3 separate regions of the Homo sapiens genome follow, and all the other regions are linked to region 3. The links are chromatin contacts, found by Hi-C or POLR2A ChIA-PET in ENCODE. All regions are on one chromosome and are shown on one strand. Each heading gives the region's core, a stretch centred on a gene start or an enhancer-like site at or near the end of the contact. The rest is flanking DNA. Distances are from core to core; before and after follow the strand shown. Region 1 overlaps NEK7 (NIMA related kinase 7). Region 2 overlaps NEK7 (NIMA related kinase 7). Region 3 overlaps PTPRC (protein tyrosine phosphatase receptor type C).

Region 1 (4,379 bases), core at 1,334-3,833, 430 kb before region 3:
CCAGTGATGAAGCCCACTTGATCATGGTGGATAAGCTTTTTGATGTGCTGCTGGATTCGGTTTGTCAGTATTTTATTGAGGATTTTTGCATCAATGTTCATCAAGGATATTGGTCTAAAATTCTCTTTTTTGGTTGTGTCTCTGCCCGGCTTTGGTATCAGGATGATGCTGGCCTCATAAAATGAGTTAGGGAGGATTCTCTCTTTTTCTGTTGATTGGAATAGTTTCAGAAGGAATGGTACCAGTTCCTCCTTATACCTCTGGTAGAATTCGGCTGTAAATCCATCTGGTCCTGGACTCTTTTTGGTTGGTAAGCTATTGATTATTGCCACAATTTCAGAGCTGTTATTGGTTTATTCAGAGATTCAACTTCTTCCTGGTTTAGTCTTGGGAGGGTGTATGTGTCAAGGAATTTATCCATTTCTTCTAGATTTTCTAGTTTATTTGCGTAGAGGTGTTTGTAGTATTCTCTGATGGTAGTTTGTATTTCTGTGGGATCGGTGGTGATATCCCCTTTATCATTTTTTATTGCGTCTATTTGATTCTTCTCTCTTTTCTTCTTTATTAGTCTTGCTAGCAGTCTATCAATTTTGTTGATCCTTTCAAAAAACCAGCTCCTGGATTCATTAATTTTTTGAAGGGTTTTTGTGTCTCTATTTCCTTCAGTTCTGCTCTGATTTTAGTTATTTCTTGCCTTGTGCTAGCTTTGGAATGTGTTTGCTTTTGCTTTTCTAGTTCTTTTAATTGTGATGTTAAGGTGTCAGTTTTGGATCTTTCCTGGTTTCTCTTGTGGGCATTTAGTGCTATAAATTGCCCTCTACACACTGCTTTGAATGTGTCCCAGAGATTCTGGTACGTTGTGTCTTTGTTCTCGTTGGTTTCAAAGAACATCTTTATTTCTGCCTTCATTTCGTTATGTACCCAGTAGTCATTCAGGAGCAGGTTGTTCAGTTTCCACACAGTTGAGCGGTTTTGAGTGAGTTTCTTAATCCTGAGTTCTAGTTTGATTGCCCTGTGGTCTGAGAGACAGTTTGTTATAATTTCTGATCTTTTACATTTGTTGAGGAGAGCTTTACTTCCACCTATGTGGTCAATTTTGGAATAGGTGTGGTGTGGTGCTGAAAAAAATGTATATTCTGTTGATTTAGGTTGGAGAGTTCTGTAGATGTCTATTAGGTCTGCTTGGTGCAGAGCTGAGTTCAATTCCTGGGTATCCTTTGCAAGGAGTTCTTATCTAAAAGTTCAGACTCTTCATCCCTATGTTGTATCCTTCTTCCTTAATTAACTTCCTTTTTAGGCTTTCCTATCTCACATACTATATATATATATATATATATATATATATATATATATATAAAAAGTACATATATACACATATATATGTATGTTTATATATTTATTAAAACATGTATATGTATGTTTTATATATTAAAACATATATGTATGTTTATATATTAAAACATATGTATGTTTATGTATTAAAACATGTATGTATGTTTACATATTTATTAAAACATGTATGTATGTTTTATATATTTATTAAAACACACATATATATATATGTATGTTTTAATGTATTCCTTGTTTATTCCCCTCACTAGAATGTAAGTTCCTCAGGTACAGGGATTATTGTCTCTCTAGTCTGCTACTGTATCGTCAGTGTGTAGGACAGTGCCTGGCATAAGTTCAGTAAATATTTGTTGTTGAGTGAATGGATGTCTGCAAACTTACCCTATGTGTCACCTACATATATGAAAATGATCAGTGATTGTGTGTATTGCGTGTATATTGTGTGATTGAAAATTTTTCTGACATTTTTAATTACAGAAGGCCTTACGACCGGATATGGGCTATAATACATTAGCCAACTTTCGAATAGAAAAGAAAATTGGTCGCGGACAATTTAGTGAAGTTTATAGAGCAGCCTGTCTCTTGGATGGAGTACCAGTAGCTTTAAAAAAAGTGCAGGTAAGATGACTTTAATTATATAAATCAATGTAAAATTATACTATGTGAATTATAGATGAGAAAAGTATATCCTGAATGATTGGGTACTGATAGCCTTAAGTTGAGAATGCTGGGAAAGATTGAACGTTGTATTTTAAAAGCCAGAAACAAGTGTAGTATGGAGTGGAAATATTAGTTTTAACACTATTTCTAGGCTTTAAAAATTTAGCTCGTATTGAACCTCAAAAAGCTTTCACAACTCTAGATTTTAAGAGGCAGATTTGAGTCATCACCATTACTTCTACCTGGACATTTAACTAGATGTTGAATACTCACTGAAGTTCTACAGCTATAGGCACTGTAGTCAGAAACTAGAGTCACAAAATGTACTGCCCGAAGTTAGTAAATGGCAGTTAAACTATACCAGCAAAAAAATGAAAGGAAAATGAAGTGAACTTTATTTACTTGGAAATAAAAACGAGGCAGATAAAATTAGAACATTGATACCTAACTTTAAAATCTCTTATTGTATTTGTGTCATTCTGGAATCAGATTTGCTCTCTAATCCAGACCCTTTCCTGTCTTCTCGAATTCATTTATCTTGCTCCAGCTCCTCTTTCCAAGTCCTGCCCTAACCCTGGAGTTGCAGTCCAACTGAGCTACCCTGGAATGCTCACTTGCCAGAGCCCTGAGTGTTTCACTTGCCCTAATGAGGTCCTCTGGCCTAGAAAGTACTTGTCTTTCTGCCTTCCAGTGTGTATGACATCAAACAGTAAATCACACAGTGAATCATACACTTTTACTTCCCTTTTTCAATTATGGTAATAGTTATTCTTCACCTGTGCTACAGACTATTTTGCTTTGCAACTCTTTTATCTTTTTTCTGCAGATACCTGTGAAATCTAAATGTCTTTTTTTTTTTAAACTTCTTAAGATGATTAGTATACTTGTGACAGCCAATATAGAGATGAACAGTTTTAATTTACATTTAAAAATGAAACTAATGATTTATAAAAGGTTTTATCTGGTATATGTGTTAGATGTAAACAATAATAGAGATACCCGCATATCCACAAGGCAGCTTAAGAAATAAACATTAAAAATATTTTCGACATGTGTGTGCTACTCCCTTCCCTCAGAGATAACCATATCCTGAATGTAATGTTTATCATTCCTTTGTTTTTCTTTATTGTTTTTCCTACATTGGTATGAATTTCTAAAATAGTCTATTGTTTACTTTTGCATTTTTTTAAACTTTACATAAATGAAGCATGTTTTATATATGTATTACACGCACACACACTCACACAGCTTGCTTTTTTCACATAGCTTCGTGTTTGAGCAATTAGTCCGTGTTGGTGCATGTGCTGTAGTTTATCCTTTTTGCTACTGTATAATATTCACTTGTTCTTGTTGATTGTTGTTTAAGTTGTTTACAGTTATTTGCTATTACAAACAATGCTTCTCTGATATTCTCATGTCTTTCCTAGTTTACACATACAAGAATTTCTCTCTTGTTTGTGCTTAAGAGTGGAAATGACTGCATCCCACAGGGGATGCATGTGTACTGCAAGTTAATGCCAAGTTGCTTTCCAAAGTTGCACTGGTGTAAGTTTTCGCCAGCAGCATATAAGAATTGCAGTCTTCTCTGTTTTAATATGCCACTCAGAGCTTAAGAAAACACAATATGGGATGTAGTTATTAGTGTTTATGAAAGAGATTACTTTTGGAACGATTATTCCCTTACAAAAGAACTCTGATTCATTTTTAAAATGGATTAAATTTCTACTGTGATCTCTGAGCACCCAGGGAAATAAAAAAGAAACTAGTGGTATTATTCCTGCCCTCCAGGGGAACAAGAGTCTATCTAGAACAGTTTAATGTTAAACCCTGTGGCATGGGTTCCTGATTTAAATAAGAGTTCACAGAATGGAGATGTCAATTTGAGCTGTTGGAATTGGTGGAATTGGAACTTAAGCCAGGCTATAAATATGAGCCCAGATTGTGGTGAGCATTGGAGCCAGACAGAGGAATTTGAACCGTAGGCAATTGAGGATGCATTGTGGACTCTCAAGTAGAGTAACAATCTTCAAAATCCATTATTTTCAAAGTAAAATTACAAGCTCAACATACAGAATAGAATGGAGAGAACATAGCTGCCAATCTGCCACAGATTGTCAAGATGGGAGGTTGGATGGATTGAGATCCATTTGGAGGTCTCTGGGGACTCTTGGATCCCTTCTCTGATTCTGAGTGTGGAAAACAGGGCTCAATTCTGTCTCTAGTGATTATATTTTACATTGCAGAACCTTCTCATTAGAAACAGAAAGAAAGAAGGGAAGAAAGAAAGAATGGAGGAAGGGGTGGAGGGAGGAAGAAAAAAGCTCTTGCTGCATTTTTCTATTGATTGGGAATTTGAATAAGTGTGAGTT
Region 2 (4,847 bases), core at 2,153-4,652, 490 kb before region 3:
AATTGAAATTTATTTATTTATTTATTTATTTATTTAGCTAGTTAGTTAGTTAGTTAGTAGAGACAAGGTCTCGCTATGTTGCCCAGGCTGCTGTTGCACTTCTGGCTTCAAGTCATTTTCTTCCCTTGGGATCCCCAACAAAATATTTTTAACCAAAATAGAAAGATAGTGGTGATTTTGGGAGTCTTGTGGCAAGACAGTTTTGAAAGGTACTAGGAAAACTTACAGTAAAAACAGTGTCTTACTGTTGTTTTTAGTATACAAGCAAGCATCGAATATAGACACTGGACACATTATTATAGATATCTGCTTTTCCTTTCTGAGGCACTTCTTTTACATAGTAGTACATGCTGTCTATTTTTTTTTTTTTTTTTTTTTTTGGTCAGAAGAGAGGCTTTTTGCTTAGTGATTCTGTGTTTGAACTTTGTTCTTCATAAATAGTGTCCATCAGTTGAGATAAGCCAGATTTTCTGGCAGATATTTGCGTTTTTAAAGAAGTGTTTTCAATGATTGGCGTCTTCTTTTGTGTGTTGTCCAAATTTGTGAAATTGCGTAAGAAATATATATATATTTTTAACTTTATATTCCTCTAGCAGGGAGCAAGTGAATTATCTCATGTCTAAAAATGCCTCAGTAGAGCTTTATTGGTAGATCTATGAAAGTCTTACTCTGACTTGTAGAACTAGATATCTAATTTAAGTTACAGTGTTCTAATATTTTAAAAATTAGAAATTTGTAAGAAACACCTTATTTTGACATATTGAAAGTTGCCAGCCACCTCTGACCATCCATGAAATGTAAGCTTTATAATGAGTGTGAGGACCAAACAGTACCTCCCATCTATAGGTAGTGCTGCCTGGAATGTCCTCTCTGCCCCATTTTCTCTTCTCTTGATTTTATTAAAATTGGGGCAAGGAGTGCTGAGTACCAGGATGGCAAGGAGTACTGAGAACTATGATTTTATTAAAATTGACAGAAGAGGAAATGGGGCAGAGAAGGCATTATTTGTTCAGTTTGATTGGTGATTGGTTGCTGGTTGTCTTCCAGATTAGTTGTCATTTTTATTTCAGTTTCATCAGGCTGTACCAGTAGGCACGTTCTGAAATATTAAAAGTGAAAATGAAAATCTATAAATCATCTTTTTTTGCTAAAACTCATACACATAGTCTTGGATCTAGAAGATAATCTTATCTCGAAGGAGCTATGCTGCAGCCCTTGACTAGCTGGAAGATTTATGTTAGCAGATCACCTTTCTAATGGTCATGTTACTTAACTTATGGCAAATATGTTTAGAACAGTAAAATGATCAACAGAAATTATTTTTACTTGTGAAAGGATGTATTTGAAATTATTTCTTTAGCTACTGAAATATTTCTGCTTACTTATTTTCTGTTTAGCAATGAATTCAAGTGATGTTAAGGCATATCGGTTGTATGTGATGTATGGCAAACTATAATATTGAAACCATTAAATATTTAGATTTATTAAACTTCCCTTTACCTTTAGAATTTCCTTTAAAAGTTTCAAAGGCCAGGATATTGTGTAAAGAGCAAAAGAGCAAGTTTTTGTTTTGTTTTGTTTTGTTTTGTATTGTTATTTGCCAGTTATCATACAGGCTGGCAAGGAATGCTGAGACCTGCTTTGCAGTTCTTTGACCTACTGGATTGCCTACATAACTAGCTACAGAAGTAGCTCAAAGATACAGGATGGCTGGTGCATTTGTTGTTTGGCATACTTGGTAAGGATGTACAAGGATGTGTGGGCCCCATGACAGACAGTCTTTCCTGACAGTCCAACCTTTGCCCATACACATTCTTGGTTGAACTCAAATTTTCATATGAGTATACCACCCCATCAGCAATTCAGATTAGATATGCTGTCAGGTGCTGAGGAAAAATTCATCCAGTTTATCTCATACAACACTTGATGAGGACAATTATCAACAGAATGAGGCCAACCTGCAGTATTCACCTCAACCATGTACCCTAGGATTCTGGACTCAACAAATTAAGTAAAGTCCCAGACAGTACTAGTAGATATTATTTCAGATAATCATTTAGCTCCCTTCCTTATGGGAAGTATGGATTGTTCCATCTGAGCAGTGGTATTAATTCATACATATCTTGGTCAGCCAGCATGTAGTTTAGGCCAGTATGTTATGCATTATGACTTGTACAAAGGAATTTTAAGCTGACCTGCTGATATTCCAGAGTTTGCACAGCCCCATTGCCTGTGGTAACTAAAGTTAAGGATAGATTTCTGACCATTTGCTCTGTGGCATGAATTCCACTGTCAGGGAAAAGTACTTGCACTGCTATGTGGAATGAGAAGCCTGCATGTCCTCTGGGTAGTTTAGCCTAGATGAGGCACATGTTGTCTTCAATATCTAAACAGTCCAATTATGTGCCAGGCTTCCCTTTTGGTAGGTGGGGACTGCAGGGTAAGTAATTTTTCCTTTATTGTCTCAGGGCAGTCAGCATTGCTCCTGAGAATTTGACTCCGATGGCTAGTCCCTATATCTCATCAGGATTAATGAACCACCCCTGGGCCCTCATGTGAGTCAGCATCTCTTCCAAAGCCATTGCCAAGGGAGAAAGGCTTGTTCCACATCTCAGCATTGATGCAAACAGCAGGAGAATTCAGATACTCCCGTGGCTGCTCAGTAAATCTGTTTTGGAACCTGGAGATAAACTGATCTTAATTTTCTGGTACCCAAGGGATTGAGAAAGAGACAGTAGCAATATCCAAGATGGCATACCAGGTGTCATTAGTTTGTGCAGTTGATTCAGTCATGGTCACAATGTCTGGAACACCCAGAGCAACAGGGACAACAACTGAATTCAGTTGGTGAGAATCCACTGTAGGCTGCCAGCTCTCGTTAGTGTCAGTATCTAAAAGAACCATACAAGTTTGGATTGCCCACCTTGACCTTTCTTCCTGAAGTCTTTCCCGTGGGTAGAAAGACTTTGGCTGCATCTCTGGTCCCTTTATCTTTAAAGGATAGCAAATTAGGGTACAAAGGTACAAGGTTATGTAATGGAGGCAATGAAGGAGTAATTTATTCTAAGGTTGCCACTCAGCTTCTTAGTTCCGCTAGTAGAGGGGGATTGATTTCCATGGAGGAATCTGGCTCTATAGAGGCACTTCTGGTTTTAATCAGACTGCTTTGCTTTCAACCAGCTACCTGCTTCAGGGCTCCCATAGCACAATTTCTGGTGCCAATTTTTTGGGTGCTGATCCCATCTGTGTTTGCTTAGGGAATCCTTGTTTTAATAGTCATAGTGACATTGCCTTTTGGCTTTCCAAAAAGTCGTTGTCTATCTCAGCACACTGCTCGCTCTACCTTTTTTTGTTGTTGTTTTGTTTAGGTGAGAACCTGGATTTCATAGAGAATGCAAGGGGTAACACAGTTTTAGAGGAAATGACTAAGTAAGCTGATTAGCTTACCACAACTTCATAGGTGATAAAAGTAGATAAGACTTAGTGATGAAAGCAAGGCAGTTTTTTAAAGCACAGCAAACAGCAGGAGTATCAGCATAGTAGTACCAGTTTTCTTGCCTATAAGTTCAGTGGAGAGAAGTGATGGCCCTTCATGGTGGTTATGCTTGCATGAGTTGTGTGGCAGCTGAGGAGCCCAGAACTAAGGGCTCAGTACTTTTTGTAGCAGCTAGCAGGGAAGCCTGACACCATTGGCAGGGAGTAAGCAGTTGTACTGAAGTCCCTGTAGTTACTTTGACCCGTGCCACTAGCTACATAGAAAGGGCTCAGGGACAGAAGATACTTAGACCTTGTAGTTTTGTCTGCTTCTTGAGGCTGTGCTGCAAACACTTGGCTCTCCTGATATATTATTATCAATATGAAACACCTAAAATATTATAAGAATAGGTATTTTTCAAATAATGTGCATGAAATAGTATAGTAATACTATATCTGAGTTCTGCTTTCAGAGTTAATAAAACACTTGTATAATTTATGTCGCGAAGTCATCCTACTTGGTGAAGTAGGCCAGGAAAGTTGATCATCTCCATTTTGCAGAAAAGAAAACTGATGCTCACAGAGGGTAAGTGGCACGTGGCAGATTATATGTGAAAGTTGTGCAACCAGGCATTGAACCTCATCTGTTTTCTTTTACTATCCTAAATCAAGTGCGCTTGAATGAGTAGAAAGTGATGATTTGTAGGTTATGGATAATATTTACATATCTGAATATTTCAATAAAATTGTTACTCTCTTGAAACTTCAAAATCCTAAGTTAACAGTTTGCCTAGGAAATACATTGGTGTTAAAATTTAGTTCAGTTTATGTGTGGCATGTTACGTATTTTGAATATAAGTCTGAATTAAGATTTTACTGGTATTAGTGTCATATAGGAAAAGAAAGTGGAAAAGAATGCTATTTGAAAGGATTTTTTAAAAACGTTGTTATTTTTGTTTAATTTTCATGTCGTAAGTCCCTAGTTGTATGAACTGACATCTTACAATTAGATAAGTTATATTTAAAGCACAATTGAGAGAAAAAGTTCATATTTATTTGCATCTTTCGAGTTAAAAGAACTAAAGATTCGTTCTAACTCTGAGTGGTATGAACAGTAAGCAGTAGGATACTACTAAGTAGAAGATCATAGTAGTCAGGCTAGTGTTAGGTCAGACTTTCCATTATTAATCCTTCTTTTGGTATATATAACTTTTGGTTGAAAATTCTAAGGAACAATTTGTATACAAATTTTCGGCCTGGGTTGAACAAATATGTCATGACCCACTTACAGGCCTCATTAAACATTTGGATTAATGTTAAGGGCTTTTAAGATGAAGGCAAATTTTATGTTTTAGAATATGTTTTCAAAGTAT
Region 3 (4,495 bases), core at 20-2,519:
TTTATAGGATTTTAAAAATATTATTAAAGGCTTCACAAACTGTCTTGTTTAATAGCCACAACATTGGGAGGCCGAGGCAGGCGGATTACCTAAGGACGGAGTTCGAGACCAGCCTGGACAACATGGTGAAGCCCCGTCTCTACTGAAAATACAAATATTAGCCGGGTGTAGTGGCGCATGTTTGTAATCCCATATACTCAGGAGGCTGAGGCAGGAGAACCGCGTGAACCCGGCAGGCGGAGGTTGCAGTGAGCTGAGATAGTGCCACGGCACTCCAGCCTGGGCCACAGAGCAAAACTCTCTCAGAAAAAAAAAAAAAAATAGATACAACAATCTCCTTTTAACTGAAGAGGAATGATGTAAAGTTATATAAAGTTCAGAGGAATTGATGTAAAGTGAATCGTAAAGACTTTGGAATCTCCTACTAAAATATTTTAACAGGAAAGAGACACATCAGTGCATTTTACAAGCAGATCAATGTGGCGGTATCTAGCATGCATGGGGAAGGGATGGAGGAAGTTGTCAGTTTAGAAACTGAGTATAAACATTATTGAAATAGGACATGATAAGTACCTGGACCAGGGTAAAGGCAATGGAAAGGAAAAGGAAGCCACAGACCACAGATAGGAGGAATTCAAGGACTGTGTACCGAAATTCAGGAGAATGATGTGAAATAGATGCTCTGAATCCTCTATTCCCAGGAGGCAGCATTATGGAGTTAGGAGAAAATGCAGGAGCTTTGGATTCTAGTAGACCTGGGATTGAGTTTTTACACTGTTACTCTATATTCGAAGCAATATATTTAAACCAGCTGTGTCTTCCTTTTGTCCTTTATAAAACAAGAATAATAATGCTTATCACATAGAGATATTATGAGGATTGTATAAGACAATGTATCAAATAGTAGGTATTCGGTAAATGTTCCTTCTTTACTAAAGATAGAGAAACCATTTTCTGATGTACAAAGGGATGAAGAGCTGGCCCAATATGAATTTTCCCAAAGAAGTTAAATGAAAAGGATCTCATGATCCTTTTCAGGATTTATTATTTACGAATGTTAATATATTATTTTAATATTTTCTATCTTATGAAATAATTATTTGGTCAAAACATAAGACAATTGATAGGAATATACAGCATGGAAAATGGTTACCAACTAGAGCTGCAGGGTATCAGGGAATGTGACAAGGCAGCAAAATGTTTCTACACATGTCTGTTTTTTCAGGCATTATCTTTCTTGAGACTATCAAGTGTGTATTTAAGGAGCCATTCAACTTACTTCAGTGCATTTGCTTGCAAAGGGTGCAATGTGATGTTTCCTACTGGTAGGGTCGTATTTCATATGTGGTGATAGTGTTGCTGAACAAATAGGAAATATCCTTGCCTAGACTATATTTTATCATTTCATTATCTAGTGGTAAAGGAATGTGAGTTCTATTTACAAATAAACATTTTGTCTTACTTTTTTCTTTGTGATCTATTTTCTCCAAGTTGCATAATGTAATGAATTAATAAAGCTTAGTTGCTGGCCAAATCAATGGTGACTTTTTATGTTTTTAAATATAATATTAGGTTTAACTTATTTTTGTCATTAAAATATCATTTGTGAGTGCTTTTCAAAATGAAGTGCTTCTGAAATAAATCACATAATAAAACTAACCTTACTTTTGAAATACATTTTTATTGAAGCAAACACAAATCAATCTGAAATTCAGCATTTTGTAGCAGTTAAATGTATAGTCAGGCAGCTTCAACGTCAACTAGAGAAGTTGTGGTTTTAACCCCGAGATAGGGCTGATTATGCTGGTGCTATGGCAACCTATTGCACCATTTGGTAGCGCCTGTGTGCTTAACCGCATGAGCTGCGCCTCTTCCTTTCCTATAAAGACTCAGAATAAGAAAAACAGAAGTACACCGAAGAGAAGAAACCACAAGAGCAGTAAAGACACTGCTGTTAGCTTTTAGCTGTGCAAACAGCAGTCTTATGAGAACAACACATTGAAAACCTCTTCTATTTGAAAGTGTAGCTTTTCCCATTATGCCTGGGTTCCTTTAATGATTTTGAAAGTAAGCCAAGTGTTTCTGTTCAGAGTTTTCATTAAAGGGAAATAAGAAGAAATAAGCAGTGCATTTATCAGCCTTTGCTTTTATTGTCCTCAGCTTTAGGAGTGGGAGGCTTTTGTGCAGCCTCAGCAGACATTTTATTCTGTTTGTGAGATGGGAGATTAGTTTCTATTAGGTGGACTCCCTATAATCTAGCATTTATTTTCTGCTTTTTTTTATTATATTGTAGTTAGTTCACAAAAAAAAGTACAATTTTAATTCATCTCCTGGCTCATTTAGAAAGGGTTGTGGTTGGTGCTGTAAACACGTTTCTACATAACTAGATTAAATTCACAGACACTCACTGTCCTAGCACTGTTTATTTTCTATGGGGAGCTTCATTTACCTATTCTTTCCCTCACCCCACTTCTTTTACAAGGTATAGGTTGATCAGCAAAGGCTTTTGTATGTTTTCCTTTGTTTCAAAGTACAGACATAATATAATCATAACTTTTTTTTGCATGTTCTACTATTTTTCCTTCCTTAAAGATTTGGGTAAAAATACTGAAGGACAGACAAGTTCATGCTACCATTTTTGTTAGGCATAGGCCTGTTCACTTTTCTTCCCATTTTTCTGAAAAATAAGAATCTACCCCTTTTGTAGTCATTGTCCAGCAATTTACACTTTTTAACAATAAGTTTTAATGTGTGGTACTCTGAATCCCATTTTGATGGTTATACATAATATTTACTCATTTTTGAGTCCCTAATAGCTCTTTAGCACAAATACTGGATTTAGCATTAAATATTTTTTCCTTACAGTGCAATGCAGTTGAACAAGCATGGGGGTTTTTACAGTCAGACAGATCTGCATTTAAATCTAGACTCATTTTGCTACAAGTTCTTTATTTAGCCTTGCATACACGTTTTTATGATTTTGAGCTTTCATCTGTGAAAAGAAGAGAATACCATCTACTTTGTAGGATTTCTATAATGATTAGATAAAATAATATGTAACAGTATTTAGGACAGTGCCATTCACATAGTACCCGCTTATTAAATAGTAAACACTGTTGATAGCACCAAATACACTAATAAAAGATTTCACCACTTATGCAAACATCTTTTGATGATTCTTTGTTCTTTAATGATGATCGTAACCTATCCTAGAGGAAGCAAAGAGCTACAAAAACATACACTTACTAAGGGATTAATATAATTAAATGGTTTTTGCTATCTGAAGTATATTGCATAAATCAGGTATATATCCCTGGATTTAGGTAAATGAAAACAGACATTTTCATAAGAAGCAAAAAGATAATTAATATGGGAACAAACCTATTCTGGAAAATGTTTAAAAAGAGAATATGGGTAAGGAAGCATCTTTCTCAGTTGTTCTTAACCCTTGTTTCCATCATAATCACCATCAGAGCTTTAAGAAAATACCAGTGCACAGATCACGTTACCCCACAAACCTACTAAATCAGATTTTCCAGCGCTGGAGCCCAGAAATAGTCACCTTTAATCTAATTCCCAGTCAGGATTAATACAAATAAAGGATTGATATTTTTTCTTCCTCAGGATAATAATACTGGTTACACACACATAAATATACATAACTGATAACAAGCCAGAATTTTGTAAACTATGTTCTCAGAAACATTGCAGTTACATTGTACAAATGTCCTATAGTATGTCCATGGGAAAAAAATGGGTTTGTGGCAAATACTTTTAGGAGATCTTGAGCTAAACGAAGTGACATAAGTTTCTATGCTTTTAATATATTAACACACTTTATAAATATCTCAAAAGGGCATGTAGCATGAATTACTTCTGAAACAAATTTGACTATGGGACATTTAAAGGCACACAAATCTAAATCAAAGACTTCAATTTGACCATCATTGCACAGGAAGCGATAAAATTTTCCCCCTGACTTGTAGATAAATAGTTTAAGACAGAAAAAAAGCAGTGTAACTGATTGTTCTTAAATGGTTATCTAGTAGCCTTTATTAATTTTTTTGTCATTAATTGTTTCGTTAATCAACATGCCTGAAATATATAACATGATGTTTTAAACCAAATATAAAATACCTACAAATGCATTCCTAGTTTTGAGGTGTGTGTTTGCAAAGTCATATGTATTCACAAGCAAAAAACATTATTGTAAATATTGGACACCATAAGTCATTGGGAGACAGCTAGATATGGTTGCTATCTTTAAAATTTTTTAATTATTTGATTTTATTCCTCTCATGGCCACAAAAATTTGCCTTCTTTATCCTCAATACTGCTTTACATACTGATATTTTTCTTTATTATTTGCATTATTATTTAAAAGTGTGTATATAATTTGAAAGTTTAAATAGTACCATAAGGCCTAGAGTAAGTAAGAACAGTCTTTTGCTCCCACGACTCTCCCCTCCCTTGATATTTTGTGATTTTTAAATGT

Evidence for each region. Hi-C counts contacts between places; a loop is a spot of excess contacts on that map. ChIA-PET counts read pairs that join two places held with the same protein, here RNA polymerase II (POLR2A). Pooled maps may share reads with other maps.
Region 1: a map of MCF 10A shows a loop between it and region 3 (4-fold over the local background). The contact joins two enhancer-like sites. A Hi-C loop is called at or near these places in 1 of 168 maps with a recorded cell type or tissue (MCF 10A), 20 of 37 single-sample maps with no recorded cell type and 14 of 50 pooled maps. POLR2A ChIA-PET finds 5 or more read pairs at or near these places in 1 of 52 experiments (activated naive CD8-positive, alpha-beta T cell).
Region 2: a loop to region 3 is called in a pooled map, with 2.8 times the contacts of the local background. The contact joins two enhancer-like sites. A Hi-C loop is called at or near these places in 2 of 50 pooled maps. POLR2A ChIA-PET finds 5 or more read pairs at or near these places in 5 of 52 experiments (BJ, GM10248, H1 and 2 more).

What each region holds. Positions count from the first base shown.
Region 1 is chr1:198,251,213-198,255,591 of GRCh38, forward strand. NEK7 (NIMA related kinase 7) reads left to right here. Exons shown (of 10, transcript NM_133494.3): 3 at 1,828-1,968. Among named protein-coding and RNA genes, the nearest start is that of NEK7, 96 kb to the left of the region's middle. Within about 2 kb of position 2,584, at least 4 of the 41 ENCODE cell types and tissues checked have a DNase peak (open chromatin) inside an H3K27ac peak, as active enhancers do.
Region 2 is chr1:198,184,834-198,189,680 of GRCh38, forward strand. All of the region lies in intron 1 of NEK7 (NIMA related kinase 7), which reads left to right. Among named protein-coding and RNA genes, the nearest start is that of NEK7, 30 kb to the left of the region's middle. Within about 2 kb of position 3,403, at least 3 of the 41 ENCODE cell types and tissues checked have a DNase peak (open chromatin) inside an H3K27ac peak, as active enhancers do.
Region 3 is chr1:198,680,147-198,684,641 of GRCh38, forward strand. The region is part of intron 2 of PTPRC (protein tyrosine phosphatase receptor type C); the gene reads left to right. Among named protein-coding and RNA genes, the nearest start is that of PTPRC-AS1, 15 kb to the left of the region's middle. RefSeq lists an enhancer at 1,524-2,094. Within about 2 kb of position 1,270, at least 16 of the 41 ENCODE cell types and tissues checked have a DNase peak (open chromatin) inside an H3K27ac peak, as active enhancers do.